Regions from separate parts of the Homo sapiens genome. Here region 2 is linked to region 1. The links are chromatin loops, found by intact Hi-C in ENCODE. Cell type or tissue: heart left ventricle. All regions are shown on one strand. Links, peaks and the distances in the headings refer to the core of each region. The heading gives the core; the rest is flanking DNA.

The links. Peaks named below come from ENCODE experiments on the same cell type or tissue, not always from the same donor. Only the 100,000 strongest peaks of a DNase experiment are listed, where the experiment ranks them.
Region 2: it touches region 1 in a loop (6-fold over the local background); 1 of 110 quality-filtered maps calls a loop at or near these places.

The regions. Positions count from the first base shown.
Region 1 is chr7:31,118,819-31,126,372 of GRCh38, forward strand. It overlaps the pseudogene LOC124901821. Among named protein-coding and RNA genes, the nearest start is that of ADCYAP1R1, 70 kb to the left of the region's middle. In heart left ventricle, for the core only: a CTCF peak has its summit at 3,967 (motif pointing left); no DNase peak of the experiment used is centred there.
Region 2 is chr7:31,071,429-31,078,982 of GRCh38, forward strand. It overlaps ADCYAP1R1 (ADCYAP receptor type I), which reads left to right. Exons shown (of 16, transcript NM_001118.5): 4 at 6,563-6,670. Among named protein-coding and RNA genes, the nearest start is that of ADCYAP1R1, 23 kb to the left of the region's middle. RefSeq lists an enhancer at 6,930-7,554. In heart left ventricle, for the core only: no CTCF peak of the experiment used is centred there; a DNase peak (open chromatin) is centred at 3,193; H3K27ac peaks cover 739 bases.

The sequences.
Region 1 (7,554 bases), core at 2,158-6,157:
TAAATATAAATACAGTATGATTCTAATTTTCTTTCATACAATCCCAGACAACCCCAAATAACTTTATAAAAAAGGAATTTACAAAGCTATCAAAACTATTTAAAATATTTAAAGGCAGAGTGGTCAAATTTCCTTCAATCAGACCAGAAATCATCACAAAAATTATGATCACAGTTACAAGCAGAATGAAAGGAATGTTTAAATTTAGGACAACCAACCCCATGTGACTTTTAAAAATGCAATAATTTACTCAAATATACTGTAACTAGAAATGGCAAGAATACAGGAAGCAAAAATAAGCTTGCGAGTGAAATTTCTAGAAGCTCATGGAAACCATCCCATCCCATATTGCAAATGCAAAAGGAAAAACAGTTCTCATAGAATTAAGAGTACTCTGGTCATTGTTGTTCATTTGGTCCTGCAAGGTGTTAACCACCTTCACTTCCCATGTCACAAAATTAGCCACAAGAGGAGCAGGTGGATCTTGTTCATTATGAGGACTGGTTGGCTTTTCAGGTACGTCGGATCCTCTTCAATCAGGAGGTCTCAGTAGGAACAAGACCACTGCAGTCACCAGCCAGGCCATCAAGATCATAGTAGCGCTGATGCCATTATCATCACAGGGTCCTGGTCATTCTTGCAAGCATCTGTCTCTGTGCAGCAGAGTTGGGGCTGCCACAACAGACTGGTCAGCCTTCTCATCGCATATTCATGAGAACATATTCATAGGGATCAAGCTCACTTTCTGCCATGATTATCCAGCTTGATTTTACTTGACTGTTTAAATACTTCTGGAGGCTGGGAAGTCCAGGATCAGGGAACTGGCAGATCTGGTGTCTGAAGAGGACTTGCTGTCTGGTTCATAGATGGTGCCTTCTCACCGTGTCCTCATAGAGTGGAAGGGGCTGTCTTTTTTATATTTTAGATATATCTTCTCTATGTAACATATTGATGAAAAATTTATTTTAATCCCAACTGATAGCCTGTGTTTAGATGGGCATAATTAGTCTATGGTTATTCACTGCGACTGAGGACATTTTGAGCTTATTTCATGACCTTACAGTCTATACGCCATGCCTTTGTTTCACCCCCTACCTGCTCATCTGCTCTCTCTTTTTTTTTTTTTTTGCCTTCCATTGCATTATCTTATTTCCCTTCCCTTTCTTTTACTGATATGGCAAATATACATTCTATTCTAATTGTGTTGTTTACATTTACAATTTTAACAAAATACCTAATTTTATGTTTTTCCATAAAACTTGAAAGTTGATCATCCTTCTTTCCTTCTCCAAAACAAGATACATACTTAAGCATGTGTAACTTTCTCCAAGATTTACATTTGCAGAATCTGTTATTGTTGTCTACTCTTTTAGACATACCTTATTTAAAATCCTAAATATAGTTCCTACAATTGTTTGTAGTTTGAGCTTATTGAGCTCTATCAATATACTTCTTTGCTTAAAATATTTGATTTCCAATCTTTCCTTCTTGTTGAAGTTAATCTTTTGAAGTAGTTCTGTGTAGGGGAGAGCACTCAGTCTTTATAAGATTGAGTTCAGAAAGTGGCTGTGTATTTTAGTTGGGCAGTTATTTTCTTTCAACACTTTTATACTGTGATTGCTACTGACATTTATTGTTTTTGAAGATAAAAATAGCCTGACACTTTTTTTCATTCTTTGGTTGCCTTTAAGCTTGGTCTTTATTATTGATGTACAGTTTCATTCTTACCCTGTTTGGCACATGTTATACTTTTGCCAGTCTGTTAATTCAAGTCTTTAGTTCTGGAAAATTCTTTACCAGAATATATTTGAACGATGCCAGTTGACAACAGAAATCCAGAGTGTGGATGTAGGAGGAAAGCCAGGGGAGTGTAGTGACAGGGAAGCCAAGAAAGGGTTTCTAGGAGAGGACAGTCATCTGGATCAAATGCTGCTAATGGTCTATGAAGAGTGGAATAGAAACCAGCAACTGGCTGAGAGGAAGGTGGCTGGGTCATCTCTTGCCCCAGGCTTGAGAGGGGAAGGCTTGAGGGCCTCCATCCTTGGCTTTGACTGGGCACCCCCAGGACTGTCTACAGCCCCATCCCTGTTTGGAACCTGACACTCAGCTTGGAGGAGAGGTCTGCATGCCCTGTAGCCTGTGTGAGACCCAGGCTGCACTGAGCCTCTTGGCAACACCAGGCCTGAGTTTGGGTCTGGCCCACAGGACAATGTTATAAAAAACAGAGTAGCTTTCCCCAGGAGGATCCGGGATTCATTCTGGCTCCCCAGGGCTTCTAGACCTAGAAGTCATCTGAAGTGGTGAGTCGGGGAGCTGGTTGGTCCTTTTGCAGTCCTCATTTATCTTTGCAGTTAGGGGCAGGCTTCACACCTTCAGGAACCAAGGGGCTACTCTCACCAAAGCCCAGACCTCATCCCAGCCTGCCCCATGGCTCCAGAGCTGGCTGAGAACCAGGCAGCGGAAATGACTGGGTGGGGAAGAGCTGGCAGCTGGCTCAGAGCTGGATAGCTTAGTTGGGAGTCTTCTGTTGCCCCTAGAATCCACTGGGACTGGCCCCAGGGTTGGTAGAAGCCATGGAGAGTTCTCCCATGAAAGCCCAATCCTCATCCTCATCCTCACTTCCTGGGAAAGGAGTAGGCAGGTTCCAGGCCTCACACTTAGGCCCTGGAAATGATGTAGTGGCAATGGAAAGGCCCCTCCCTGGGAAAGGGACCTGGCAGTTTGCAGTCCTTATTTGCTCCCAAGAAAGAATTTTGCTGGAAAGGAGTCCTCCCACCAGAGTGAAAGGGATACAGAGGAAAGGATTAGGTTGCGAAGGGCATGATTTATATCTTTGGGGGGAAATTTAAGGAAACACTGCTCTCTGTCGCCCACTCAAGCAATCAAAATATCAGACCCAGCCCTGGTCCTCAGAATGTCCCCATCTTCAGCTTTGACTGGCCCCCCAATGACTGGCTAGAGCCCCATCCCTGATTGGAACCACACACTCAGCTCTGAGGAGAGGTTTGCCTGCCCTGTGGCCTATGGGAGACCCAGGCTGCACTGAGCTTCTCAGCAACACCAGGCCTGAGATTGGGCCCAGCCCATGGGGCAGTGTGAAAGGAAAAGAAATCTCAGGATCAAATCAGTAGGCCAAAGAGAAAAGTGAAGTTGGGAACTGGGGGCAAACCTGTCTCTCATTTTATTGCTAAATGAGATAGCTACAAAGATTAAAAAAAAAAATCCTCCCTCCCTCCCTCGCTCACAATTTGCCCACTGGGAAATTCCTTCTGGGACCCAGTGTCTCAACCCTGAAACAGTTCTGTTGAATTTCACCCCGACAAAGTACACTGATAGCTTCTCTTCATAGGTACGGGACAAAGAACAGGACTCAAAGCCATCCCTCGGCTCCCCTGAGACAAATGCATATCTGATTGCTTCCTCTGCCCTATGTTTATTTTATCTTAGGTAAAAGTGCAGATCCACTGAGCTAGATGAATTCATAAGTGACTGTTCCTCTACCCCTTCTGGCATAGAGAAAAGCTGATCAAACTCAAAAGAATGCGACTGTTTGCCTCTTATGAACTCACACCTTTTAAAAATGTCTTCCTCTTCCCCCAGTAGCTACCCTTTCCCCTCTAAGTATTGAAGTCCTCAAAATCATCTTTGGAGAAAGGCACAGACCTGTCTCTCGGGCATGAATCCTTAACCTTGACAAAATAAACTTCTAAATTGAGACCTGTTGCAGGCACCTTTTGGTTTACAGTAGCAAACCTGGAAGCACAGAAAGGCAGATCCCAAGCAGAGGAACACTTACAGCGGGCCGTGACCCAACCACAGTCACTTAGCCTGAGTGGCGGGTGAGGCAGCAGACAACAGAATATGTCTGGAACTCAGAGCCACTCCTCCCCCAGCCAAGCTGCCCCTCAACAAGTTCCCCATCTTGGCTTCTTAGGGCAAAATTCAGCGTCTGGGTGTGCACTGCCCTCTTCTGGTCATTTGGTTGGTAACACGAGCAGCCAAGAGCTCCCCTTTGGAAATAGCAGGAGCTCTTTCCAGTTCCGATTTTTCTGCCAACCAGGCTTGTTTCCACACAATGACTCATAAGTGAGATAATGAAGGGCAAGAACAAGTTAAAATATTTACTATAATTTACATTTGGAGGAAAAACTTTAGTCTTACATTGCCTGTAGAAAGAATGTGTCCTACAGAGGATTTTGCAGTGGTTTAACCCTTTATATTTTTTTGATAAAGCACACATTTACTTTTTTTTTTCTGATCATACAGAAAACTTATTTATTGAGACCACATAAATATAAGAAGCATGGCTTTGGTGTCATTTAGAAAGTGAACATGTGTCTAAGAATTTTCACACTAGATTGTAAACACTAACATAACTGATCTATCCATCTTTGGATTTTCATTGAGATATTTACTAAGTCCATCATCCGATGCTTTTGAGGACATGAAAGTTAAAGAGATAAGAATCTTGATCTCAAGAAGCTTTATTATTTTTAAGAATGTTAATAAAGACTCTAAAAAGAAGGCAAACAGGGAAATGCATCCTCCCCAAAGCTGCTAGTGCCAGGACTAGGCGCCTTCCCCAGTCCAGCGGCTGCAGGTTGGGTTGCTAAGAGCTTACCCTGCCCTCTTCTGCAGACAATTGCTGGCAGATTTCTGAGGGGTAAGACTACCCCCTTCACCTTTCTCATCCAGGGTGGCCGGTAGCCAGTGACTGAGGGATGTAGGGGTAACCGCCCAGCCGCCTTGCCTCTGGTTGGGACCACCTCTGTGGTTGACATCAGTGGCTCCTGCTGGATCAGCATGAGGCTGATTCTGCTGAGGTCTGGCTCCTTCCTCCACCCATCCCCGCTTCCTCACTGCCCTTCAGTGTCTCCCCATGCACTCCTTCTGTAAGATCCCTGCTCAAGGATCTCTACTTCAGGCTCTACTGCTACAGAATCTAGACAAAAACATGTGCCATCAACAAGGCCCAGAAAAGATAAGGTCCAGTTTCAGGATTAGGGAAAACTTGCCTTGAAGGTCAGGTTAGATCTAGGCATGGAAGAACTGTTCATCTAGCCTACTGACACTTATTGACTGAGTGCCTTCAATGAGCTGGGCACTCTTCCAGGCCTTGGGGCATAGCAGCAGATATGACAATCTTGTTATCGCTGGCACAATAATTCTAGCAGAGAGGGAAAGAAACAGGAAACAAATAATGGAGAATAAGATGAATTCAGTTAAGTTCTTTTTTTTTTTTTTTGGAGACGGGGTCTTACTCTGTCTCCCAGGCTGAAGTGCAGGGACTGGACCACAGCTCACTGCAGCCTTGACCTCCTGGGCTCAATTGATCCTCCCACCACCTCCTGGGTAGCTGGGATACAGGTGTGCACCACACCACACCTGGCTAATTTTTTTGTTTTTTTTTTTTTTTTTTTTTTAGAAATGGGGTTTCTCCATATTGCCTAGCCTGGTCTTGAACTCCTGGGCTCAAGCGATCCACCCACCTCAGCCTACCAAAGTGCTGGGATCACAGATGTGGCCACCGTACCTAGACAACTTATGTTCAATAGTGAAAATAAAATATGGCAACCAGATACTGTCACCAGATCCATTTTCCTACAATTCTCCAAAAATTTACCCTTGAGAAATTAGGTGATTCATTTATCTAGTTATAACAATTGGAACCTTTCTCCTGTCATAATTCTTCATCTCTGATGGTACTGGCTCAGTCAACGTCAACTTCCATTGAGTTCCTGCTGAGGATACTCACTTTAAATCATGGCATTGACACCAAACTTATTCTATAGTCTGTATTTGGGGTCTGGCACAGTGGCTCACACCTGTAATCTCAGCACTTTGGGAGGCCCCAGCAGGAGGAGCCCTTGAGCTCAGGAGTTTGAGACCAACTTGGGCAACATAGTGAGACTTCGTCTTTACTAAAAATAAAAAAAAAAATTAGACAGGGGTGGTGGTGCATGCCTGTGGTCCCAGCTACTTGGGAGGCTGAGGTGGGAGGATCACTTGAACCTGGGAGACGGAGGCTGCAGTGAGCTGAGATCGCACCACTGCACTCCAGCCTAAGTGACAGAGTAAGAGTCTGTCTCAAAAACAAAACAAAATGAAACAAAGCAAAGCAAAATAAAACAAAAAACAAAACCCAAAATAAACCAAAGTCTGTAGTTGGGATCTTGAAACATTCTCTGGGCTTTCCATGTAACATTACAAGCACTGAAGCATGTTGTTTGGGTTCTGGACTCACCGCAGAGAGGCAGCCTTCTAAAGCAGCGGTTCCCAATCTTTTTGGCATCAGGGACTGGTTTCATGGAAGACAATTTTTCCAGGGACTGGGTGGCAGGAGGATGGTTTTGGGATGAAACTGTTCCACCTCAGATCATCAGGCATTAGATTCTTGTAAGGAGAATGCACCTAGATCCCTCCCTGTGCAGTTTACAATAGGCTTGAGCTCCTGTGAGAATCAAATGCAACTGCTGATCTGACAAGAAGCGGAGCTCAGGCGGTAATGCTTGCTCATCTGCCACTCCCTCCTGCTGCGCAGCCCAGGTCCTCTGGTCTAAAGGAAGGCAGCCAATACCTGTGACTACCCAAGAGATGCCCCTGGGACAAAGGAACTGTGCCTTTGAGAGAGCCCAGGGTTGACGCATCCTGCATAGCTGCTCTCTTGATTCCATTCTCCATGCCAATGTCCTGCAGCCACACTGTCCTTTGATCCCATAAGCCTTCCTAAGGCCTACAGCCTCAGGAGAGAAAATGTCCTTTTTTTTTTGACCTATAAGCCTGGTGGCAGGCATGTATTTTATTCATCTTCCTATGCCTCATGGGCACAGCAAAATCCCATTACACAGGAGTTAACCAGTGAAGTTGGTGGAAATAAGTGAACTTCAGGGTCCTCCATAATGCCCACTTGCCCTTTTCCTTCTTAGGATCCCAATAGCCAGGCCAGAATCCTGTCTCTATTAAACAAGCCTCTAGCTTTCCAGCCAGTGTGCCTTGGCTCAGCCTGTTCTCCCGCTCAGAGGCTGCCTGGTAGAACAGAAAGGAACCCCAAAGTGTGTAACTTAGGGCAAATGGCTTCTCCATAGAAATCTTGCATACAGTGTCCAGCTCCTGTCAGTATACAGTAGGTGTTCAAGATACTTCATTCTCTAGCTTTCCACATTACAACAGACCAAATGTTTGCGGCCCCCTCCCCACCCAAATTCGTATGTTGAAACTTAACCGCCGTTGGATGGTATTAGGAGGTGGGGCCTTTGGGAGGCAATTAGATCATGAGGGTGGAGACCTCATTAATAGAATCAGTGCCATTATAAGAGAGATCCGAAAGAGCTCCCTTCCTCCTTCTTGCCATGTGAGGACACAGAGAGAAGACGGCCATGGATGAGCCAGGAAGTGGGTCCCCACCAGACACCTTGATCTTGGACCTCTGCAGGCACCTTGATCTTGGGCTTCTCAGTTTCCAGAACTATAAGTGAAATTCTGTTGCTTATAAGCCACCTGTTCTCTGGTATTCTTTAAAGCACCCTGAATGATATCCATCTTCCACCCAGTAGA
Region 2 (7,554 bases), core at 1,491-5,490, 48 kb before region 1:
GAGCCATGAGGCTTGGAGTGTTGTCAGGAGTGGAGAGGTCTCACAGAGAACAGGATCTGTTCTCATTTTCAACCTCTGGAGGACGAAGGGGAGGACGGGAACTTGGCCTGGGCTGCACTCGGCCATCTCCTCCCTGAAACATGTTTTCCTGGCTGCTGTGTCCCTTGCCTGTCCTGGTTTTCTTCCTCAGTCTTCTTTGCCAAGGCCTTTTCTAAATGCTGGCATTTCTGTTGGGGCCCGGCCTATTCTCTCCTGTTTTCTTCCCTGATCTTTGCTCTCTCACTAGAAAAACCATCCATGTCCGTGGACTAAATAGTATCCCTGTGCTGCCTACTCCCTGCCCTCTTCTCCAGTTGCTACTTCTCTAGACTCTAGACTTTTTTCCAGCTGCCTACTTCGACAGCTGTCTCCTCTTGGCTCTTAGCACCATCTCAAACTGAACATACCCCAGACTAAGCTCTTGCTTTCCAACTTGCCTAATTCCCCCAACATCTGGTTCTCACCTGGCCCTTTCCACTGTGGTAAATGATCCATCCATCCATCCATCCATCCATCCATCCATCCATCCATCCAGCCACCCACCCACCCACCCACCCATCAATCTACTTGTTCATCCAGACGCTGAAGCCAGAAACCTGGGAGACATCCTTGGTACCTCTCTCCCCTGCACTGTGTTGGCCTCGACTCTGCAGCAGTAACAAATCAATCTTAAAATCTCAGAAACTTAGCACAGTAACATTTCTTGCGTGCATGTATCATAGGCCAGTGTGATCAGCAGAGGTAGGAGGTGGAGCTCAACTTCACACAGTCATTCAGGGATCCAGGTTTCTACCATCTTGGAACACTGCTACCCTTAACATGTGGCCTTCAAGGGTGGTCCAGAGAAGGAAGAAAGGCAGGCTGTGGAAGCTTATGAGGGACATTTTAGAGGTGGATTCTGCACTTCCACCCTCTCACCATTGGCGTGCCCTCAGTCATGTGATGTGGGTGAACACTAACCGTCTTTTGCAGACTTGCCAGCCAGGTCCAGCCAGTGTGTTGCCAAGCCCTGTCAGCTCTGCTCCCGACTCTGTCTGACACAGGACTCCTCTCCAACCCTGCTGCCATTGCTCCAAATCAAGCTTTTTCATCTCACCCCTAGACTATAGCCATGTCCTAACAGGCTTCCCCATGTCTGCATGTCTGCTATTGGACTATATGATCTTCCCCACACAACCAAATCCAAGTGTGACTCCTTGTCTTAAAGCCTCTCTGTGGTAGGTCGAATAATGCCCCCACCCCGGCCTGAGAGGCCCACGTCATCCTAATCCCTGAAACCTGTAATATGTTACTTTACATAACAAAAAGAACTTTGCAGAGGGAATTAAGGATCTTGAACTGAGAATTTTATCCTGGGTTATTTGGGTGGACACAGAATAATCACATGGGTCCTTATAAGTGAAAGATGGAAGCAGGAGAATCAGAGAAGAGAGACTTGAGGATGCAAAGCTGCTGGTTTCAAAGAGGGAGGAAGGGGCCATGGGCCCAGGAATGTGGGTGGCCTCTTAACTCTGGAAAAGGCAAGGAAATGGATTCTCCCCTAGAACCTCCAGATGAAATGCAACCCTGCTGACACCTTAATTTTAGCCCAGTGAGACCCATTTCAGACTTCTGACCTGCAGGAATATAAGATGATGAGTTGTGCCATTTTAAGACAGTAAGTTTGCTTACAAACTTACAGCAGCAGTAGGGAATGAGTACACCATCCAGTGTCATCTCTAAACATTGAGCATAAAAATCTAAAATTATTAACACAACCCACTGGACTAAGAGCTCTGTGAAGGCAGAGACTGGGCCCTTTCTATTCACTCTTGTATTGCTCTGCATTGTCTGACTCGGTATGTCTTGAATAAATGAGTAATTAAGAGAGAGAGGGAGAAGAAAGTGGGAAGAAAAAAAGATAAAAGGAGGAGGGGGAGAAGAATGACAAAAGGCATCTTGAAATCTTCCAGTCTCAACAAAATTTAGCTTTGTTGAGACTGGAGTGTGGAACATATGGGTCTGTAGAAGCTGGACGTACTGTGTGTGAGTGGAAGGAAAATCAGTTGCTGTTTTTAGTTAGAAAAACCCAAGGCTGTCTCAGGAGCCCAACTCCCATCCTCCCAAGCTCCAGGGAAAGGGGCCTGGAAGGATTCAGCTCCAATCCGCTGAGGCCAGAGCAATTTCCATTCAAAAGAGGAGAGGAGGTGGGAGCCTGCTGGGTCCTCCCATCTGTGCTAGGCTGGGAGGTGGTAACTGCAAGAGAAATGGGCACCAGGGCATTCTGGGGAGCCCCAGGGAGGCAGCTGTGAGTCTCTTGAGACCCCAGCAATGCAGGCTAGAGGGCTGGATGGAGGCCTTCAAGCTCTCGATAGGGTCAGGGACATTGTCTTTGGGTCCTGGGGTCCTGAGGTCTCATTCTAGGTTTCCCACCTGCCCTGGTACTATACGAATTGTCTTTAGGACTCTAGAGGGGGCTCAGGCTGGGGACATAAGGGTTACCAGGAGGGCTTTGAGAGCTGTGGAAGATGCATCCTGAGAGCTCCCAGGCCCCGGCCTGGGGTGGGGCACCTTAGCAGATGCCCTTTAGGCAGCTGTAGCTGCCCCAGCCATCCTCTGGGCACCAGTAGGTCCTGGGTGAATCTCTGTTCCAGATTTGAGCTCTGGTCACTCAAAGCTGGGAGCTCACAGAGACACTCAGTTGTCCCTGTGCACATAGGAAACGTGAATCATGGTGGAGGGGGCGGTGACTGTCCTGAGTCACAAGTGAGCCTGCGGCGGAAGGAAATCAGAACTCAAGTTTTGGGGCTTCCGGTGCTAATGCTGAGTAGAGACCTGCCGTTTCCCCTCACTCTATCCTCAAACATCAATTTCACAGCTTTGTCTTTTTCTCCACCACTGGCCCTGGTGCATAGATGGTCCCTGGCACAAGGTAGGCACTCAGTAAATAGTTGTTAGGAGAATGCATCCCCTGTCCTGCTGCCAACATGAGAGCCCCCTTCTCCCCTTGTGCCACCCGCCCGACCTCTGCAGCCCTCCTCGCCCTCAACACTCATGACCCTGCTCATTCGCTCTGAAGTGGCCCTGTGACCTCGGCAGTGTCAGCTGGCAGCAGCAGCTGGCTGTGCCTGAGCCTAATGTTCTCCATTAAGGGAACATCTGTTGGCTGGGGCATGGGCCAGACGCAGCCATGCTCCACGGCCGTTCCACGGTCAACATGGGCTGCTGTAGCCAAAGATGTGCTATTGGGTCTCTTTCAAGGACATGATGTCACAGCCAAGCACATGCTGGCTAGATGTCCTCTGCTAATGGTTACACAGGAATTATTGATGACTGGCCTACTGCTATTAGACCTGATACCCAGCTCCCCTCATCTGGCCTTTAATGTCTTTGCCTTCTTGGGTTATTCTTCTCAGAGCTTTCTATGGTACATCTGGTTCCCAAACTCTGTCTTTCCATGAGCAGGATGCTATGGGCCAATGTGACTGGGTGCGAACTCCAAAATAGCCGGGTGTGAATTCTGAGAGACAGGATTTTCTCCGTCTAAAAGCTGTGGATACCTTCTGGTCCAAATAGCACTCAAGCGTCACAGACCCCAACAGAGACTGTGAGCTCATGGCGCCTGCTCCAGGCCCCTCCTCTTCCCAGCACCTTCCCAGGGGTCCTCTGGACCTGTCAGCAGCCCTGCCCCAGGCCATCTCACCTTGCAGGTCCCTGCTTTACCTCCCTGCCTATGGAGGCCTCTCGGGGCAATGGTTCCCAGGGACACCTAACTGGGATAATGAAATTAATGATTCTGTCGGCAGTGAACAGGCATTGAATGAGCCTGGCTCTATTCTGAGAGCTTTGCACGTATGAACTCATTAATCCTCACAGCAGCCCTGTGAGGCGGGCACTGTCGGTCACCTACTGTCCCTGACATGGCACAGAAGCCCTCTCCATAGCCTTCCTTTATGATCCCCTAAAAGCTGCAGGCCTCTTTCCTGCAACTCTACTCTGCTGCCTGGCACTCCACACTCCTGCCTCCCCACCATCCTCTGCCACTCTCTCCTGCTCACATCACTACCTGTGCTTCCTCTGCCCACTCCATAAATATGGGTTCTCCAGGGTTCCTTCCTCCATGCTCTTCTCACTTTATGTCCCTTCTCAAAGTGAGCTGTCTCGTCCCATGGCCTCAATCACTACCCACAGGCTGGAAGGAAAAGTGAGTGGCAGGGCCGTAGGTAGGGTCGTAAATACCATGTTAAGGATTGAGGGTGCTAAGAGCCCAGAAAGCATGGGATTGTTGGTGGGGGGCTTGTGACATGGCCAGATATTCATTTTGAAAAGCTTCTGGTCATAGCTGTGTGGGGTTTGTGTACCTGTGGTCTCAGTGAGGGGTCCTGAGCCTCTTCACTGAGTAGGGTGAAGGGATAGAGAGTGGGGCATGGATTTCACAAGGTTTCAAGGTAAAACCAGCAAGGGCTTGATCAGGAGCACTAAAGGGAAGGAGCTGAAGTGGGGTGACTCCCAGGTTTCCAGCTGGGGCTGGAACAGGCAATCAGGTTTGGGCAGGAGATGCTGCACTGAGTCTTGGACTGCTGTGTTTGAATCATCTTTGGTTCTTCAAGGTGGGGGTGTCCAGCAGGCAACTAGCTGTGGGCTCTACCCTCACAGAGTGGGCAGGACAGAGTTGTCCACATGAAATTCTGTAACATCCATGAGCAGGGTGAGCTCATCCAAGGTGGGCAGGGTGGGCGGCCAAAGGCAGGACAGCTACCAGCACCTGCATTCGGTCAGGGCCGCTGGGCGGGACCCAGTAAGGGCTGAAATTGTTCCTTGGATTTGGCAGTGAAGAGGTCGCTGGTGACCTTGGTGAGAGGTGTTTCAGCATTGTGGGAGGACAGAGTCAGAGAAGCAGGGATGGAGCAGGAAGAGGTGGTGTCAGGCAGTGCGGGGAACTCTACAGAGGCTGGCAGGGCTAGAAGGAGAGGCAGGCACCCGGGAGAGGGGAGCCGCTGGGCCCCCTAGACCTGAAAATCTGGTCATAAAGCTTGACAGTTTCCTCTTCCTTGCAGCTCATGTCCAATGAGGCACCAAATCTTGGGGATTCCTCAACACCTCTCAGTTCGTCTGTCCCTTCCTCTCCATCAGTCTGGAGATGCTGTGGGGGGCCTCTGCAGCAATCCCGGCCTCCACCTCTTCTGGTTCCGGGTCCTTTCACAATTCTTGCTTGGCGCGTGCAGGCTTCTGCCTGGCTGGCTTTCCCCTCTTCTCCAGCTGATGAATTTGTGTCCCCTGCTGGGCCTGCCTTGGGAGTAGGTGGGGGGAGTGGAGCAGCAGCCTTAGACCAGCCTGTTCCTGCCCCTCCCCTTAGGGCGGATGGGGGGCCCTGCTGAGGGGGTGGATCTGAAGTGGGACCCTCAGTGGTGGCTGAGGAGGGGCTAGGGTGGGCATGTGGGAGAGGCTGCTGCAGAGACCCCTGCATCTCAGCATCTCATTCCTAGGGATCCAGCCCTGGCCTGCTGTGTCTCCCCTCCCCACACACCTGTGATGTTGTGCAGCTGTGGGGCTGCGGGTCTTCGGGGGTGTGGGGCGGTGTAAAAACAGGTGAGGGCTCCCTCCTTCCCGACCCAGGAGCTCCTGAAGTGCCTTGCGTCTCCATTCCTGTTTGAGGGATATTACCGGTGCAGGGCTGAGCCCTCCCTCAGACTGTAGGCCTTGCCTTTCCTCTCCTAAACCACTCCCGGCCCCCTGCAAGGGCCTGGCTTGTAAGCCGTGGAGCACACCTCAGTGTGTGTATATATAAGTGTGGGTGTGTGTGTACATGTGTGATGTGTGTGTGGGTGTGGTGCATGTGTGCACATTCATGTGTGATGTGTGTGGTATGTGCTTACATGTGTATGGTGTGTGTGATGTGAGTGGTGTGTGTGTGATGTGTATGTGTCTGGTGTGAGTGGTGTGTATGTGATGTGTGTGGTGTGTGTGTGATGTGTGTGTGGTGTATATGTGTGATTGTGTGTGGTGTGTGTGGTGCATGTGTGTGGTGTGTGTAGTGTGTGTGTGTGTAGTGTATGTGGTATATGTGGTGTGTGTGTGATCTGTTTGTGGTGTGTGTAATGTGTGTGTGGTGCATGTGTGATGTGTGTGTGTTGTATGTGTGTGTGATGTGTGTGTTGTGTGAATGTGTGTGTGTAGTGTGTATGATATATGTGTGTGGTGTGTGTGATGTGTGTGTGGTGTATGTGTGAGTGGTGTGTGGTGTGTGTGGTGTGTGTGATGTGTGTGTAATGTGTGTGTGGTGTATGTGTGATGTATGTTGCTGTGTGGTGTCTGTGATGTATGTGTAGTGTGTGTGTGTGATGTGTGCGGTGTCTGTTGTGTGGTGTGTGTGTGATGTGTGTTTGTTGGTGTTGTGTGTGTGTTGTGTGTGTAGCATGTATGTTGCTGTGTGTGGTGTCTGTGGTGTGTGTGGTGTGTATGTTGGTGTGTGTGATGTGTGTGGTGGTGTGTGTGTATGGGTGTGTGTGGCTGGCCCCTCTCACCATGGCTGTCTTACCCACAGGCTGTCCTGGGATGTGGGACAACATCACGTGTTGGAAGCCCGCCCATGTGGGTGAGATGGTCCTGGTCAGCTGCCCTGAGCTCTTCCGAATCTTCAACCCAGACCAAGGTGGGTTTAGCCCAGTCTCTTTAGGCCACGCTGGCCTAGCCTGCTCCCCAAATTCGGCCCCAGGCAAGCACCAAGGACAGGGAGGCCACCCTGTGGGCAGACAGTCCCTGCTCCTGAGCTCACATGTGGTGTGGGGGATGAAACCACAGACACTTGCACACACGGGGACACAGGTACACATGGGAACCATCGTTGTGGATGAAAGCAAGGCTGTGCCCTCACGCGTGGGATCCATGCCAGCTGTCACTCACCCTCCAGCCCAGGTCCCTGTCTGTCAGCTGGGTATGTGGCCCGGTGGCCCCCTCCCAGGGTGCTTCTGTGAGGGTAATGTGAAGCGATGCTGTGGACGCCACTTAGCACAGGACTTGGCGCGCTTTGAACGTGCAGTAGTAAATGTTAGCTGGGATAATTGTCACCATCCTCCCACAGCCACAGATCCTCAGCGCCCAGTGGGAGGCATGGAGAGAGACGCACATGTAGACACCCCCCTCAGGCAGAATGAGACGCGTGGGGAAGGCAGCTGGACACAAGACACCCACGTCCACATGCAGAGCCACTTAGACGCAGGCACAAGGCCCGTTGGGGCTGGCGCACACTCACGTTTGCTCAGCAGAGCATTTTCTGGGCCCTAGCTGCCCTCAGGCAGTTACACGGGCTCAAGATGGGAGGAGCTGGACCTTGGGCTACCTGGGGAGAGGGTGCCACACACGGGGAGCAGTGCCACAGTGCTGTCGGTGACTTGTGGACGTGGGCTTGGAGGCGCGGGTGTGCGATGGCGCCTCCCTGAGAGGGAAGGCTGGGTGGGTGCGGTGTCCTGCAGACCTGGGTTTGGGGCATATCTGTGTTTGAGGTCTCTGAGGGCCACTGAAGTGCTGTGGAGATAT